2 separate regions of the Homo sapiens genome follow, and region 2 is linked to region 1. Evidence: read pairs that join two places in POLR2A ChIA-PET (ENCODE). Cell type or tissue: IMR-90. All regions are shown on one strand. Each heading gives the region's core, and the rest is flanking DNA. Links, peaks and the distances in the headings are about the cores only.

Region 1 (9,375 bases), core at 368-8,367:
TCTACCCCGGCATTTTGCCATATATTATTTTATTAAATTCTTGAGGTAGATTAAAACATCTTTTCACAATCGAGGAAGTTTAGAGTGGGGTTTCTTGTGTGAGGAGATGTAGTTTTGCAAATTTATTTAAAGACAGTATTAACATTGATTTAATACTGACACTAATCATTTTACCAGATTTGAGTGACTACTGTGATAGTAATAATACCAGGCAAGGTGATGTGAGGTATTCAGAGCTAAATAAGACCCTGTCCCTCTCCCCAAAAGACTTTCAACTACTAGCTTTTAAACATCTTTTTTTTTTTTTTGAGACAAAGTCTAGCTCTGTCACCCAGGGTGGAGTGCAGTGGCACAATCTCGGCTCACTGCAACCTCTGCCTCCTAGGTTCAAGCGATTCTCCTCCCTCAGCCTCCCGAGCAGCTGGGACTACAGGTGCGTACCACCACGCCCAGCTAATTTTTGTATTTTTGGTAGAGATGGGGTTTCATCATATTGGCCAGGCTGGTCTCGAACTCCTGACCTCGTGATCCACCCTCCTCGGCCTTCCAAAGTGCTGGGATTACAGGCGTGAGCCACTGCGCCCGGCCGTAAACATCTTTATTACATACTTTGTTCTCCTTTTTTAAAAAAAGAGATTGTGGTCGGGTGCAGTGGCTCATACCTGTAATCCCAGCACTTTGGGAGACTGAGGTGGGAGGATCGCTTGAGCCCAGGAGTTTGAGACCAGCCTGGATAATATATCAATACCCTGTGTCCACAAAAAAATAATAAAAAAAAAATTAGCTGGCCATGGTGGTATGTGCCTGTAGTCACAGCTACTTGGGAAGCGAGGAGGGCTCTTGAGCCGAAGAGTTAAGGTTACAGTGAGCTATGATTGTGCCACTGTACCCCAACCTGGGCAACAGAATGAGACCCTTTCTTTAAAACAACAAAAAAGGGGAGTGGGGCTATGCGCCATGGCTCACACCTGTAATCTCAGCGCTTTGGGAGGCCGAGGCAGGTAGATGACCTGAGGTCAGGAGTTTGAGACCAGCCTGGCCAACATGGTAAAACCCCATCTCTACTAAAAATACAAAATTAGCTGGGCGTGGTGGTGCTTGCCTATAGTCCCAGCTACTCGGGAGGCCGAGGCAGGAGAATCACTTGAACCCTGGAGTCGGAGGTTGCAGTGAGCCAAGATCATACCACCGCACTCCAGCCTGGGCGACAGAGCTAGACTCTGTCTCAAAAAAAAAAAAAAAAGATTGTTTTAGGATGTAGGATAAAAGATGCCAAAGGTAAGGTAGCTGGGCTTATTGGACCAATCCTCTCATTTTATGGACATCTGTTTTTACATAAATATGAATGGCCTCCATTCAGATCTCAGCTTAACCATCACTTCCTCAGGAAATTTTTCTTTGAATCCCCATGGTGTATCAGTTTTACCCTATTACATGTTTTTTTGTTTTGTTTTTTTTTTTGTTTTTGAGACAGAATCTTGCTCTGTTGCCCAGGCTGGAGTGCAGTGATGTGATCTTGGCTCACTGCAACCTCTGCCGCCCGGGCCCAAGTGATTCTTGGGCTACTCCCGAGTAGCTGGGATTACAGGCATGTGCCACCATGCCCAGCTCATTTTTGTATTTTAATAGAGACGGGGTTTTGCCATGTTGGCCAGGCTGGTCTTGAACTCCTGGCCTCAAGTGATTCACCTGCCTCAGCCTCCCAAAGCACTGGGATTACAGGCTCTATGTTCTTAGAGCATCTTGTGCTTTGCCTTCCTAGCACTTTTCTGAATTTGTAATTCTGTGTGATGATCCAACTGTGCCTTCTATAAAACAAAGCTCCCTTAGAATAGGGACATTATCTTTCCTGCTCTCCATCTTCTCAATGCACAGTGCAGTGTCCAGTTTAGAGTTAGGCCCTTGCTGTGTACTTGTTGAGTGAATGACTGAGTAAAGCCATGTCTGTCTATACCAAACTTGAAAGAGATCTTTAGAAGATGAAAAACCTATTCAGTTTTGGGCCCAAAAGTAACTTGGGTATTTTTTAATAGCTCATATCTTTTAAAAGACATTTAAAAATATTGCTAGTAGGTAAAAAATTTAACCTTCTTAAAATAGGGAAATCGTGTAAGAGACAATGAAGTAATAGTAAACAAATGACACAGATTACTTTTGATCTACTTCTGTCAAACCATGTCACCTACAAGATCCATGTACAACTTTTAAAAACTGTTCTCAGGCCAGGAGTGGTGGCTCATACCTATAATCCTAACACTTTTGGGAGGCCAAGGCGGGAGGATTGCAGGGGTCCAGCCTGGGCAACACAGTGAAACCTCGTGTGGGTTCGAGACCAGCCTGGACAACATAGTGAAACCCTGTCTCTACAAGGGTGGGCGTGGTGTCATGTGCCTCTAGTCCCACCTACTTGGAAGGCTGAGGTAGAAGGGTCACTTGAACTGGGGAGGTTGAGGCTGCAGTGAGCTGTAATCGTGCCACTGCACTCCAGCCCGGGCAAGAGAGTGAGAGCCTGTTTCAAAAAAACAAAACAATCAATAATAAACAAAAACTATACTCAGAATTACTTAACATTCAAGCCAAAGAACCTTCCTACCTTCCCACATCTTAAGATTCCAGGTCACAAATGTACTGCCCAGAGAAGTTACTGAAGTGGTAACTACAGGAGGTAGGAAGTAGATTTAGAGGATTCTAAGGTTTTTCCATCTCTAAAGCTTATATGATTCTGTACTCAGTTGTTTTTTTTTTTTTTAAATGGAAATGGATTCATCATTCTATTGGGGAGGTATCTTCATCTCTTTGATTCATTGCCTACTTGATTTGGAATTGAGAGGGGTGGGGTGTTTGGGAAAGCAAGCTGAAAACATTGTGATTTCTAGGTATTTATGCTGGAAGAGTTTTTTTGTTTGTTTGTTTGTTTGTTTGTTTTTGAGACGAAGTCTTGCTCTGTCGCCCAGGCTGGAGTGCAGTGGCTTGATCTTGGCTCACTGTGACCTCTGGCACCCGGGTTTTAAGCGATTCTCCTGCCTCAGCCTCCGAAGTAGCTGGGATTACAGGCACTTGCCACCATGCCCAGCTAATTTTTGTATATTTAGTAGAGACAGGGTTTCAGCATCTTGGCCAGGCTGGTCTTGAACTCCTGACCTTGTGATCCACCCGTCTCGGCCTCTCAAAGTGCTGGGATTACAGGTGTGAATCACCATGCCCGGCTAGAAGAGCTTTATGTTCATGATGCTGAGATGAAGTTGGGGCCAGAAGAAGAGTCAGTTGATAAAAGCTAAAGTATTTTTAGATCCTGATTAAAGAAGAAGGTAATGGGTTGACTTGAGAGAGAATGAGCGTTCTGTTATGGGAATGCTCATATGGGAAATGTTCTGTCTCTTTGTCAAAAACTGCAGGACCACCTGTTGGTGACATTGGAGGAATTCCTGCTTTGTGTGGGAGGGTGAACTAGATGCCTTTAAAAAAAATTTCCCCCCCACAGACTTGTTTTAGATATTTTACTGCTTCAGAGAGGGTCATGTTCACACCATTCTCCCCTTTTGTAATTTTTCACACCTCCCTGGCTCCCCTTTTATAATTTAGAAAGAGGTTTAGAAGTCTGTAACTTTTTGTATTAGATTTACTTTGAGAAATCTTGTACTTAATTTAGTAGGTCACAGAGGGTTGCTGAATGACTGGAAACTTGTGTTTCTTTTCCATTAAGGGCTATTTGCTGACTTCTGAAATATTGATGATTTATTTGACTTTAGAATTTTGCATACTGAGGGGAAAGCATCTTAATGTATCATTTAAAGCAGGAGATACTTTCATACTATACCTGGGTTCTCTTGGCTTTGAAGAGGAGGGTGGTCATGAGATATTGAAAGATTGCATGGGTGGCTTGTAATCCCAGCACTTTGGGAGGCTGAGGCGGGTGGATCATCTGGGGTTAGGAGTTCAAGACCAGCCTGGCCAACACGGGGAAACCACATCTCTACTAAAAATACAAAAATTAGCCAAGTATGGTGGCGCATGCCTGTAATCCCAGCTACTCAGGAGGCAGGAGAATCACTTGAACCCAGGAGGTGGAGGTTGCAGTGAGCCAAGATCGTGCCAGTGCACTCCAGCCTGGGCAACAAAGCGAGACCTTCCCAAAAAAGGAGGACTTCATGGGTAGATATGAGCAATGGTGAGAAGCACCTGGAATATGTCATGGAAGTCCGTGAGATAGTCATGAATGCCATTCTTTCAGCAAATATTCATGGAGTATGCCTACCAGATATGAGGTACTGTTTTAGATGCTGGGTGTAGTCAGAGTCTCTGCCCTCAAGAAATGTGTCACTTATACGATATTTATTATCATTGACTTAATATAGTGACTTAAGGGTAAAGTGCTTTGATGGCAAACTTGAGCTTGAGCAAGCATCAAAACATGGTGGATTTTGTCACTGAGTGGTTTGGCTGTATGGCTAAAGAACCTTGTTTTATTTTATTTTAGTTTTAGTTTTAGTTTTGGAGACAGAGTCTCACTCTATTCCCCAGGCTGGAGTGCAATGGCATGATCTTGGTTCACTGCAACCTCTGCCTCCCGGGTTCAAGCCATTCGCAGGCCTCAGCCTCCCGAGTAACTGGGATTACAGGCACCTGCCACCACACCCAGCTAATTTTTGTCTTTTTAGTAGAGACGGGGTTTCCCCATGTTGGCCAGGCTGGCCTTGAACTCCTGACCTCAGGTGATCCACCTGCCTGGGCCTCCCAAAGTGCTGGGATTACAGGCGTGGGCTACTACGCCTGGCCAAGAACCTTGTTTTAAAAATAGGAAGATTTTTGTCGTCTGGAATTTAGTATCTCAGAGAATAATTCTGTTTGTTTCTCAGTGAGGTTAGTTTGTGCAGTAATATGAAATGTGATCTTGTTTGGTTATTCAGGAGAAGACCTTAAAAATAGAAGTAACCTTAATTGGTAGACATTTCTAATTGGTAGACTTCAGTTTTAATTTTCAGGACACTTGAAATTGACAGCATCAGTGACAAGTTACCTTGGCTCTTGCCCTTAATCCCAGTATTTTAGGAGACCGAGGCAGGAGGATTGGTTGAGCCCCAGGAGTTTGAGACCAGCCAGGGCAACATAGTGAGAGCTCATCTCTACAAGAAAAAATTAGCCAGGTGTGGTGGTGCACGCCTGTGGCCCCAGCTATTCAGGTGGCTTAGGTGGGAGAATTGCTGGAGCCTGGGAGGTTGAGGCTGCAGTGAGCGGAAATTGTGCCACTGGACTCCAGCCTGGGTGACAGAGCTGAGACTCTGTCTCAAAAAAAAAAAAAAATCATAATCCTCATTCATCAAGCATTTATTGATGACTGGTATATACAAGGCACTGCTGTCTATTGTGGCGGATGTGAAGTGTATTTAACACTCCTGTCTTTAAAGAGTTTGGCTTTGTGTGTGTGTGTGTGTGTGTGTGTGTGTGTGTGTGTGTTTGGAACAGGGTCTCACTGTGTCACCTAGGCTGGAGGGCAGTGGCACAATCATAGCTCACTGCAGCTTCAACCTCCTGGGCTCAAGTGATCCTCCCGCCTCAGCCTCCTGAGTAATTGGGACTACAGGCATGTGCCACTGTGCCTGGATAATTTTTAAAAAATTTTTTGTAGGCCAGGCGCGGTGGCTCACGCTTGTAATCCCTGCACTTTGGGAGGCCGAGGCGGGCGGATCACGAGGTCAGGAGTTTGAGACCGTCCTGGCTAACACAGCGACACCCCCTCTCTACTAAAAATACAAAAAAATTTAGCTGGGTGTGGTGGCGGGTGCCTGTAGTCGCAGCTACTCGGAAGGCTGAGGCAGGAGAATACTTGAACCCGGGAGGTGGCGCTTGCAGTGAGCTGAGATCGTGCCACTGCACTCCAGCCTGGGCGACAGAGTGAGACTCTCTCAAAACAAAACAAACAAACAAAAAATACATACATAAATACATTTTTTTCTTTTGTAGAGACTGGGTCTTGCTGTGTTGCCTAGTCTGACCTTGAACTCCTGGGCTCAAGTGATGCTTTTGCCTTGTGCTCCCAAAGTGCTGGGATTACAGATGTGAGCCATTGTTCCCGGCTGATTTTGTATTTATCATTATAATACAAAGTAGAGGATATGTGCTCTGCATGTGGCATAGCAATGTAAGTATCAAGTGGAATTAAGGAGTAAAGGTGAAGTGGAAAAGTATTTCTCTGCCTAGTAGAAGAATATTGCATTGGGTTTCAAATAGATAATTTGCCCTAAAATGTTGTGTGCAGATCATATTTTTTATAAATTTTTAAATTTGTTGCCTTGTATTTCTAATTTCAGAAATGCTTTATTTTTATTTCTGATTGAGCGTAAGATGTCCACTGCTCTTTTAGCATTTTTCTCAACTTTTCAGCTTCTCTGCCAGTTGGTAATTTGTAAATTGAGAAATATTTTGTGTCATCAATTCTATTTTATTTATTTATTTATTTGAGACGGAGTCTCACTCTGTCGCCCAGGCTGGAGTGCAGTGGCTCGATCTCAGCACACTGCAACCTCTGCCTCCTGGGTTCAAGCAGTTCTCTGCCTCAGACTCCAGAGTGGCTGGGACTGCAGGCACATGCCACCACGCCCGGCTAATTTTTGTATTTTTTAGTAGAGATGGGGTTTCACTGTATTGGCCAGGCTGGTCTCTTAACTCCTCACCTCGTGATCCACCCGCCTTGGCCTCCCAAAGTGCTGGGATTACAGGCATGAGCCACCGCACCCAGACGTCGATTCTATTTTGTAGTAGATTTTTAAAAAGTAGATATATTATTCTAAAAACATGCCAAATCAGTTTGTGTTACAGCTTATCTTGCTTTGTATCAATAGGAAAATAGCTTAAATATATAGGTTTTATAAGAAAGAAGCAAGAATCATTCATGAGGAAGGAATTTATAAGGATTTTATATTTACAAAGTAAGAATCAGGCCTGGCATAGGATTACATCACGCCTGTAATCCTAGCACGTTGGGAGGCTGAGGTGGGAGGATTTCTTGAGGCTAGGAGTTGGAAACAAGCCTGGACAACATAGTGAGACCCCATCTCTACAAAAATTAAAAATTAGCTGAGTGTGGTGGTGTGCGCCTGTAGTCCCAGCTACTCGGGGCCGAGGTAAGAGGATTGCTTGAGCCCAGGGTGGGGAGGTCGAGGCTGCACTGTGATTGAGCCACTGCACTCCAGCCTCAGCGACAGAATGAGACCATCTCAAAAAAAAGTAAGAATAATTCAGTAAGAGGGAATATTTTAACATCTTAGTTACCGCATTGTAGATTATTGCTCTGCCATGAAGCTGTTTTTTTCTTTAGTTGACTCACAGCCAGCTTACCCTTTTACTACCCTTTTTTGTTCTGCTACAGTAAAACTTGTACAGGTGCTCATTCTCTTTACTTACTTGGATCTCTGCTTTAGAGCTCTGTCTTGCCTTAATATTTCATTTAATAAATATTTGAGTAGTTTTTGTGTGAAAAGCAGTATGCCAGACTTTGGGAAATCAAAGAAGTATGAGGTATGGGCCCTGACCTTAAGAGTATCATCTAACCAAGGACGGACATGATATTCACACACTCATTCTAAGAGGACTTACTGAGTGCCTGCTCTATATTGTTAAGAATCTCTGCTGTCAAAGAGTTCACAGTCCAATGGAATAATCAAGGGCTTATTCATTCAACTAACATTTATTGGACCTGTGGATCCAAAGATAAATAAGACATAGTCCCTGGCCCAAAGTGCCTACAGTCTAGTGGTGAGACAGATAAGTAAACCAGCAATGATAAGGCAGCTGCTAAAAGGCATTCAGAACTGAACATTGCCTATTAATAGGTGCTGTGTACAGTTGGTGAGAGGATAAATGCATAACTCTTTAAAGTTTATAGCCTTTTTATTTTCTCTTCAAAACCATCCATTGGGGAATTTTTTTTTTTTTTTTTTTTTTTTTGTCATTGGAGAGATTGTAGTGTGTCCACGGATAATGAAGGGCTACAGTAGAGCCTGATGTTAAACCCAAGGCCTGTGCCTAGGCCTCTTACACGAGCTTTTCTGTCAAAAAACGAACTATGACTGATACTGATGTGATTCCTGAGAGTGGGAAATAGTAGGCTAAAAAGTAATTAGGAGGTGTTTTTTTGTTTTTGTTTTTGTTTTTGTTTTTTTGAGACAGGGTCTCACTTTGTAGCCCAGGCTGGAGTGCAGTGGCTCAATCATAGCTCACTGCAGCCTTGAACTCCTGGGCTGAAGCCATCCTCCCACCTTAGCCTCCCATGTAGCTGGGACTACAGGTGTGCACCACCACGCCTGGCTAATTTTTTTTTTGGTAGAGACGAGGTCTTGCTGTGTTGTCTGGGTTGGTCTTGCCTGGGTTCAAACGATCTTCCTTCCTTGGCCTCCCAAAATGTTGGGATTATAGGCATGAACCACCATGCTGGGCCAGGAAATATTTTATAGAAGAGATATGACATGGGTACTCTTTTCTTTTCCTTTTTCTTTTTTTTTTTAATGAAACAAGATTTCACTTTGTCACCTAGGCTGGAGTGCAGTGACACAATCATGGCTCACTGCAGCCTCAACCTTCTGGGCCCAAATAATCCTCCTGCCTCAGCCTTCCAAGTAGCTGAGTCTATAGGAGCATGCTACCACCCACACCCACCTGGCTAATTTTTACTTTTTTTGTTTTTGGACACAGGGTCGGTCTCGCTCTGTTGCCCAGGCTGGAGTGCACTGGCACGATCTCAACTCACTGCAACCTCCGCTTCCTGGGATCAAGGGGTCTTCCCACTTCAGCCTCCTGAGTATCTGGGACTATAGGCACCATGCCCGGCTAATTTCTGTATTTTTTTATAGAGACAGGGTTTCACCATGTTGCCCAGGCTGGTCTTGGACTCCTGACCTGATATCATCCTCCCATCACAGCCTCCCACAGTGGTAGGATTATAGGTGTGAGCCACTGAACCCTGGCCCATGAGTACTCTTTTTCTTCCTCTCGGATATAAAGAAATGATCTGAACATCCCTGGAAGTATTGATAAGAAAGACAGCAAGATTTAAGAGATCACATAATAATAGTAATAGCTGACATTATTAATAACATATTAATCATGTTAATAATAGTGTGGATTATGGATAATTATGGATATTGTGCTAACAGATTATGCAGGGTCTCTCTTTTTTTTTTTTTGAGACAGAGTCTTGCTCTGTCACCAGGCTGGAGTACAGTGGGGTGATCTCGGCTCACTGCAGCCTCCGCCTCCCAGGTTCAAGCAACTCTCCTGCCTCAGACTCCCGAGTAGCTGGGACTATAGGCGTGTGCCACCATGCCCGGCCAATTTTCGTATTTTTACTACAGACGGGGTTTCACCATGTTGGTCAGGATG
Region 2 (9,375 bases), core at 556-8,555, 110 kb after region 1:
AATTTGACATGCTGTGACATCTAAGCACGTGATCACTTTTCTGGTAATTCATTTTTACTATATTTTACAAAAATTCTGGTCTGCAATATATTAGAAATAAAACAACTGGTCTTCTGTGATCGTTTTGGAAACACTGGTCTAAACACCAATTGAAAACCACCTCTCCCTTGCTTTAAAGCCCAATAATGGCTTCCCATTGAACTTAGAGTAACGAAAATTCTTACCCTCGCCCTACCAGCCTCATCGATGCCTGCCTACTCCGTTTCCTGCAACTCTCCTTCATGTCCTCCAGCCACATGGGCCTCTTCCCTCACGGTGGCCTCAGGGCCTTTGCACTGGCTGTCCCTCTGCCTGAAGTACTCTATCCTCATCACTCTCTAACACATTGGCCTGTTTTATTCACTGACAGCACTTATCCCTATCTGGAATTCTTGATCATTTTGACTGATATTCTTGATAATTTCATTTGTTTCCTGTCTCTCCTCATCAAGTGTGAGCTCCACATGGGTGGGAACTGTGTCTGCTGTGTTCCCCACCATGTCCCTGCCTCTGGAATAGCCCATGGCATGTCACTGCAAATGGGACATCCTCTCCCGCACCTGTCCAATTCTACCACTCCTCCAGGAAAGCCTTATTTTCCCAGCCCACACCATCTCTGCCTCATCTGACACCTGTTCAACAAAAAGAAATCTACCCCAGCAATTCCTTTTCTCTTATGATATCACTTTCATATAGTTTATGTGGACACTACACTATATACTCTTTCAGGCTGGGCGCGGTGGCTCACGCCTATAATCCCAGCACTTTGGGAGGCTGAGGCGGGCAGATCACGAGGTCAGGAGTTTGAGACAGCCTGGCCAACATAGTGAAACCCCGTCTCTACTAAAAGGACAAAAAATTAGCCGGACGTGGTGGTGGGCACCTGTAATCCCAGCTACTCGGGAGGCTAAGGCAGGAGAATCGCTTGAACCCAGGAGACGGAGGATGCAGTGAGCTGAGATCGTGCCATTGCACTCCAGCCTGGGCAACAGAGTGAGACTCCATCTCAAGAAAAAAAAAAAAAAAGACTATATACTCTTTCAATATAAAAAACATGCATCTGACATGCTGCTTCTTTATCTTCCCAGTTCTTGCCAGACCTTGCACACTGCTGTAAAGTAGACAATTCAATAATGGCTATGTGATCGTTCCCTTATTTCATTATTATCTTATTCTTTAGTCTTTAATAGTGCTCCTCAATATTCTAATAACCTGAGAGCAGCAATTTAAGTCACAAAAATTGCCATTCTGGTATCTAAAGCCTTAGTGATTGATTCAGTTTTCACTAAAGAAGCATCATCATCAATAACCGTAAATAATTAGGTGCCTCTGTTCATTTAAGGCACTGAGCTGGGCCCAGAAATAGAGACCCAGGGCAGCAACAGAGCTTAATGCTTAGGATTTCAGAGTCAGGCTTGAGTTCAAATCCCAGTTCTGCCATTTATTAACAGCTTAATTTTGGATTATTACTTAATCCTTCAAGACTCAATTTCCTCATCTGTAAAATGGGAATAATAAATAGTGCCAACCACACAGGGTTGTCATGAGGCGGTATGGGTGGTGGTTAAGAACATGCACTCTAGGATCAGGTTATCTAGGTTCAGCCCCAGTTCTACCACTTACTAGGTATATAACCTTGGACAAGCAACTTATCTCCCCATGCCTCAATGTCCTCATGTTTCAAATGAGGATAATAACAGTATCTGGGCCAGGTACAGTGGCTCACGCTTGTAATCCCAGCACTTTGAGAGGCCAAGGCGGGCAGATCACGAGGTCAAGAGATCGAGACCATCCTGGCCAACATGGTGAAACCTGTCTCTACTAAAAATACAAAACTTAGCCAGGCGCGGTGGCTCACGCCTGTAATCCCAGCACTTTGGGAGGCCAAGGTGGGCGGATCACCTGAGGTCGGGAGTTCAAGACCAGCCTGACCAACATGGAAAAACCCCATCTCTACTAAAAATACAAAATTAGCTGGGGTGGTGGCGCATGCCTGTAATCCCAGCTACTTGGGAGGCTAAGGCAGGAGAATCGCTTGAACCCGGGAGGCGGAGGTTGTGGTGAGCCGAGATCATGCCATTGCACTCCAGCCTGGGCAAAAAGAGCAAAACTCCATCTCAAAAAAAAAAAAAAAAAAACTTAGCTGGGCATGGTGGCGTGCTCCTGTAGTCCCACCTACTTGGGAGGCTGAGGCAGGAGAACTGCTTGAACCCAGGAGGCGGAAGTTGCAGTGAGCAGAAATCACACCACTGCACTCCAGCCTGGCGACAGAGTGAGACTCCATCTTAAAAAAATAAAAAATAACCGTATCTGCCTGACAGGGTTGTTGGAAGGTTAAAATGAGTTAATTCCTATAAAGTATTAAGAACAGTGCCTGGCCATATGGGTACCATTCATGAACTGTTAGCTATTATCATTATCATTATATTTCATCAATTCTAGGACAGGCTTTTTTTTCAAATTTTACCAACTCTAAAATCAGGATGCATATTTCAATATTTACTACCCTACAAGCACTGTTGGCCATTCTCCTTACATTTTAACATCTCTGAACCTAGGATGCTCCATGTTGCTCACAGCATCTCAGAGTTGGTGCACTGAACACACTGCCTGGCCTATGGAAGACAATATTTATATAATGAATGGAGGTCTACTGCGAGGTCTGTTTTCTACAATCGCTGTAGACAGATATTGAAAGAAATAGATTCAATTTCTTCAATTATACAATTCCTCTACTACTGAAAATAAATATAAATGTATCCTAAAAATACATATATTCTAAGGCTGGGCGCAGTGGCTCACTCCTATAATCCCAGCACTTTGGGAGGCCGAGAAAGGCGGATCACGAGGTCAAGGAGATTGAGACCATCCTGGCTAACAAGGTGAAACCCCGTCTCTACTAAAAATACAAAACAATTGGCTGGGCGCGGTGGCTCATGCCTGTAATCCTAGCACTTTGGGAGGCCGAGACAGGCAGATCACGACGTCAAGAGATCAAGGCCATCCTGGCCAACATGGTGAAACCCTGTCAGTACTAAAAATACAAAAAAATAGCTGGGCGTGGTGGCATGCACCTGCAGTCCCAGCTACTCAGGAGGCACAAGCAGGAGAATCGCTTGCACCTGGGAGGCAGAGGTTGCAGTGAGCTGATTGCACCATTGCACTCCAGCCTGGCAACAGAGCGAGACTCTGCCTACAAAAAAAAAAAAAAATTAGCCAAGTGTGGTAGCACATGCCTGTAGTCCCAGCTACTTGGGAGGCTGAGGCAGTAGAATCTCTTGAACCTGGGAGGCAGAGGTTGCAGTGAGCTGAGATCGCGCCACGTCTCAAAAAAAAAAAAAAAAAAAAAAAAAAAAAAAAAATATATATATATATATATATATATATATATATATATATATTCTAAACAAAGCTTTCTCAAGCGTCTAAACACACAGCAACTTGCCAAAAATTCTCCCTTCTTGTTGACTTTTATTTTTTTTTTATTTTCTGTTGAGATGGAGTCTCACTGCGATGTCCAGGCTGGAGTGCAGTGGCACGATCTCAGCTCACTGCAACTTCTGCCTCCCAGGTTCAAGCGATTCTCCTGCCTCAGCCTCCCAAGTAGTTTGGACTACAGACACATGCCACCACGCCCGGCTAATTTGTTTTGTATTTTTAGCAGAGACAAGGTTTTGCCATATTGGCCAGGTTGGTCTTGAACTCCTGACCTCAAGTGATCCACCTGCCTCAGCCTCCCAAAGTGCTGGGATTACAGGCATAAGCCACCACGCCCGGCCTTTTTTATTTTTTATTATTTTTTTTGAGACGGAGTCTCGCTCTGTCACCCAGGCTGGAGTGCAGTGGCATGATCTTGGCTCGCTGCAAGCTCCACCTCCTGTTACACCATTCTCCTGCCTCAGCCTCCCGAGTAGCTGGGACTACAGGCGCCCGCCACCACGCCCGGCTAATTTTTTTGTATTTTTAATAGAGACGAGGTTTCACTGTGTTAGCCAGGATGGTCTCAATCTCCTGACCTCGTGATCCGCCTGCCTCAGCCTCCCAAAGTGCTGAGATTACAGGCGTGAGCCACCGCGCCCAGCCCCTGGCCTTTATTTTTATTTTTTGAGACAGAGTCTCGCTCTGTCGCCCAGGCTGGAGTGCAGTGGAACAATCTCAGCTCACTGCAACCCCCGCCTCCTAGGTTCAATCGATTTTCCTGCCTCAGCTTCCTGAGTAGGTGGGACTACAGGCATACACCACCATGCCCGGCTAATTTTTTTGTGTGTATTTTTTAGTAGAGACAGGGTTTCACCTTGTTAGTCAGGCTGGTCTTGAACTCCTGACCTCAACTGATCCACCCGCACTGGCGTCCCTCCTAAAGTGCTAGGATTATAGGCATGAGCCACTGCACCCAGCTTTATATACATCAACTTTTATGGATGTAGAAAAACTTGGCTACTTATGCTATTTGTTTTGTTAGTAATTTACTATCACACACATATTTTAAGTCACATATAAAATAAATATTGATATAATGCTTTTTCCACTATCCAACTTCATAAAAACAATTTTATTTGAACTCTTCATATATATCTTCAACATCAGTGTCTTCTTCCATCACAAAAATAGTTTATCAATCTAAAAATTTTCCATAGCACATCATCTTCAGTTTGGCTCAAATTGTAAGATAATACACCATCTAAATCATCTATGATGCTGTCACTAAAATTCTTTTCCAAGTCATAAGTAGTCACTCATGTGACAGTAGGACAGTTGTTTTTTATCTGTCCTCTAGGTATAATGTGATTTGTAAAATGTAACACTTGCTATGTTGCTTTCTTAGTGAGATATACAAGGTTCATTTGTTCTGACATCTAACACAACCATTAGTCAGACCCCCAGGAACAATTGGCTCAGTGTGGGCCAGCCTCTCCTTTTCTCCTGTTCCCCTCAGGCAACCTCTATAAGTATCTCAAACCAGCCCTGACTGAGGTCACCTCAGGCAAACATGCTCTCTTAAACAGTGCTTTATTGTTCAGAAAAAAGGAAATGAACGAGCATCCTGGAAAATGGTAGGAGCTTCCCTCACATGCAGGGCAGTATTTTGGAGGGAAAGCTCTGCCTTAAGAGGCATGGAACAGAATGTCGAGCAACAGCAGATCTGGGGAGCAGAGAGGCCCCTGAGCCAGCGGGCCTGCACACACATGCCCACGGCGGGGCTGGCTGCAGGCGCTCTGCAGCAGAGCTGCCCCTGCTGCCTCCCGCCACTCTCCCCCAGATCACATGGGCACCCAGAGGGCCTGGGGCTTCCTTTCTTGTTTGCAGCCATGTTCTGAGTAGATGAGCAGTCAGAAAAATGCCTCCTGGTGAATGAAGTGACCCTGTACTGTGTATTATATATAACTACAGCACTATGGTGACTAATGATGTTGAGAATAACTAAGCATATATGAATTACAAGCCTTAAAAGAGGATCTTAGGTTAGCTTTCAAATTATTCTACGTACCTCGTATTAGCTCATAAATATTCATGTCCATAAGTTCACATATTAGTGCAAGAGAACCAGATTTTCTGTCACTGAAGAAGAAAGCAAGTTTTTAAAATAAATTTTCTGGCCTTAATCAGAAAATATAATCCAATATTTAATTCATTTGTAAACATTTCTAGTAAACATTAGGTACTCCCACATCAAATACTACAGTGTAATTGCTGAAACAGTAAAGGTTTTGATTTTAAATCAGTATTTCAGATAAAATTAACTAAAAATACTAGCAAAACCCAACTTTGAACAAAATTCTAGAAGTTGAAAACAGATATGTCTTGAAAATACATAATTAATTATCAGCAGAAAGAAGAAAAAGGTTGGGGAGTTGGGTAAGCAAAACAATAAAAGAGGCCAGGCGTGGTGGCTCACGCCTGTAATCCCAACACTTTGGGAGCCCGAGGTGGTCGATCACTTCAGGTTAGGAGTTTGAGACCAGCCTGGCCAACATGGTGAAACCCCATCTCTACTAAAAATACAAAAGCTGGGTGTGGTGGCGTGTGCCTGTAGTCCCAGCTGCTCGGGAGGCTGAAGGAGGAGAATAGCTTAAACCCGGGAGGCGGAGGTTGCAGTGAGCCGAGATCGTACCACTGTACTCCAGCCTGGGCAACAGAGTGAGACCCTGTCTCAAAAAAAAAAAAAAAAAAAAGAAAGAAAGAAAGAAAATTAATTCGTGCTCCATGACTGCAAATTTAATTTTAATTTAGCTAAATTCCTTCCATGTAATTGGGATAAATCACAATGGGAGAGTAAAAACCAAAAACCAGTCAGGGGAAAAAGAGAAAAACGAGTCACATCACAAGTGTGTGATATCAACGCTGACACAGAATAGGGACAGAGACTGCTGGCTGAGCCACCAACTTCTGAGTTCAAGCAGGCCCTTAAAGGGTTCCCAGAGTCCTGAGCAAGAGCCTGTATCATCCCAGACCCTACTCTGGGTGCCTCCAATCTGGCTGGAAGAGGTCTCGGTTGTTCCGAGGTCCATGTGAGATTCTGGACAGAGTACTTTGTAAAGTGCGTGGGAAGTGCACGACGTGCATGCAGTGTTGAGACTATTACATACAAACTGCACTCTCTGGACCTGGCCCAAATTGACTTCTAAGAACGCTACAGGACAGGAACCCACACAGTTATAACAAGACATTTCATTTTGAGTTTAAAACTGTTTCATTCTCTGATTAAAATCTACCAGACTTTAACTGGCAGTGAAGTTTAACTGGAGTTCCTTGGCCGATCTTACAGGCCAGGCTCCCTCCGGAGCCACAGCGAAGCTTCTACACTGAGGTGCACCCTCTCAGAGTGTCAGTGCCATTCTAGCCCACAGCAAAGAAGGTCCCAAAACCCTGTAGCCTGACTCCCTGGTTCAGTGAGGTCTGTAAGCACAGCACAGAGCTGTCAGGAAGAAGGCTTCCCAGGCTCAGGCAGGCACCGAGGGACAAGCTGTGCTCTGCCTTTTTGAATGATAGATAAGCCTTATGGAAACTATTCTATAATTAGAACAGAAATGAAAAATCCCCAGAAATGTTATCAATTACAGTAAGAAAGACTACAGGAGACTGTTCAGAAATGGCAACTGGCAGGGACAGAATGAGAATGTACAATCCCTGAAATAACACAAACAGTGCTTTCCCAGTAGGTCAAAATTCACACTCAAGACCTTAGCAGCCTAACTGAGCTCCAGGAGATGAACTGTTTGCATGACGGATGCTTTTATGATGTGGAGTCACCTAAATGAAGGCATTTCCACATTAATTAAGAATCAGATGCTGGCCGGGCACAGTGGCTCATGCCTGTAATCCCAGCATTTTGGGAGACCAAGGTGGGTGGATAACCTGAGGTCAGGAGTTTGAAACCAACCTGGCCAACATGGTGAAACCCCATCTCTACTAAAAATACAAAAATTAGCTGGGCGTGGTTGTGGGTGCCTGTGATCCCAGCTACTCGGGAGGCTGAGGCAGGAGATGGCTTGAACCAGGGAGGCGGAGTTTGTTGTGAGCCAAGATCACGCCGCTGCACTCCAGCCTGCATGACAGAGAGAGAGACTCCTTCTCAAAAAATAATAATAAAAAAAAGAATCAGATGCACATTTTTCCAAATAAAAATGTGATGTAAGATGAAGTAAAAATGGTTACTCTCTGAGCTACAAAGTAAATATTCAAAATGTCTACCATGGTTTTCTTTCTTAAAAAGAGATTATTTTCATCAAATTTAGATAACTTTTCAAGCTCCAAATATACTTACAAAACCACTTCATGCAACATAAGAATGTTTGGGTGCGGATTCAGGCGCCTCAGTGCTTGGATCTCTCGTAGGTTGTTGACTTGCTCAATACTATCGTGTAGGTAAAAATGGATAGCTCATTCACAGTTTAGGTCAACTTCAAAATTAGAGTTACTTATTATCCAGGATCACAATTTTAAAACTCACAAATATTTCAAGCAAGTTAATCAGGTTTTATTTCTCCCATTAGAAACTGAAGTTAAGCATACCTCATTGCTGCATTAAAAAATCAAGGTTCTTATAGCTAGAACATACGTTAAAATTTTTCCCATCTAAGATCCTGAAAGAATACTTGGTAGTTTATTTTACATATTAACAAACATAAAAGTAGACATTAAAACTTATGATTAATTAATAAGATTAATAATTAAGATTTAGTCTTCAGTTTATAGATACACTATCTGAAAATGAGCATTTCAAAGTTCCAAGAAAAGACCCACCCCTCCTTTTTTTTTTTGTTTTTGAGACAAAGCCTCACTGTCATCCAGGCTGGAGTGCAATGGTGCAATCATGTCTCACTGAAGCCTCAACCTTCCAGGCTCAGGTGATCCTCCCACCTTAGCCTCCTGAGTAGCTGGGACCACAGGTGCATCCCACTATGCCCTCTCAAACTCCCAGGCTCAAATGATCGGCCCGCCTCAGCCACCCAAAGTACTGTGATTACAAGCGTGAGCCACTGTGCCCGGCCTCTTTCTTATCTTTAATGATGCTATACTCTTTTTGATTTTTTGTTTTTTTGAAACGGAGTTTCTCTCTTGTTGCCCAGGCTGGAGTGCAATGGTGTGATCTTGGCTCACTGCAACCTCTGCCTCCCGGGTTCAAGCGATTCTCCTGCCTCAGCCTCCCAAGTAGGTGGGATTATAGGCACCCGCCACCATGCCTGGCTAATTTTTTTATTTTTAGTAGAGATGGAGTTCACCATGTTGGCCAGGCTGGTCTCAAACTCCTGACCTCAGGTGATCCACCCACCTTGGCCTCCCAAAGTGCGGGCATTACAGGTGTGAGCTACCACGCCCGGCCCTCTTTTCCATTTCATTCACTTGGTGACAAGCATTCTCTTGGCAGGTGTGCCTTATTGCAGGCTCTTCTTTATGAAGACTGCTCTGCCAATACAAATCATGCCAAAACAGTGCAATCAGGCCCAAGGCCTGAGGCTAGCTATCACTGCCCTCTAGACAGACCTCTTTTGAGAATGCCACTTCACCACGGTAGGCCCATGGGGTCACACCTAATTGAATAATTCAATTCACCAGAAATTTTCATCTCAGGGGCTCCAAAAGGAACTAATTGTGGGACTATTTTTTCAACTGGCAAATTCTGTTCTATAAACTTTTAACATATATTGGAAAGTTCAACATTTGTTTGGTTATTTGAAGAGTACCCAGTAGTAGTATAGGTATAGTTTAAAATCAATATGGCTGAGGCCAGGCGTGGTCGCTCATGCCTGTAATCCCAGCACTTTGGGAGGCCAAGGCAGGTGGATCACCTGAGGTCAGGAGTTCCAGACCAGCCTGGCCAACATGGTGAAACCC

What was found. ChIA-PET counts read pairs that join two places held together with the same protein. Peaks named below come from ENCODE experiments on the same cell type or tissue, not always from the same donor. Only the 100,000 strongest peaks of a DNase experiment are listed, where the experiment ranks them.
Region 2: POLR2A ChIA-PET joins it to region 1 with 7 read pairs; 4 of 35 experiments call an interaction of 5 or more read pairs at or near these places.

The regions. Positions count from the first base shown.
Region 1 is chr14:102,143,255-102,152,629 of GRCh38, forward strand. All of the region lies in intron 1 of WDR20 (WD repeat domain 20), which reads left to right. Among named protein-coding and RNA genes, the nearest start is that of WDR20, 8.0 kb to the left of the region's middle. In IMR-90, for the core only: no CTCF peak of the experiment used is centred there; no DNase peak of the experiment used is centred there.
Region 2 is chr14:102,258,019-102,267,393 of GRCh38, forward strand. MOK (MOK protein kinase) reads right to left here. Exons shown (of 12, transcript NM_014226.3): 3 at 7,805-7,894; 4 at 5,528-5,598. Among named protein-coding and RNA genes, the nearest start is that of MOK, 42 kb to the right of the region's middle. In IMR-90, for the core only: no CTCF peak of the experiment used is centred there; a DNase peak (open chromatin) is centred at 4,983; H3K27ac peaks cover 531 bases.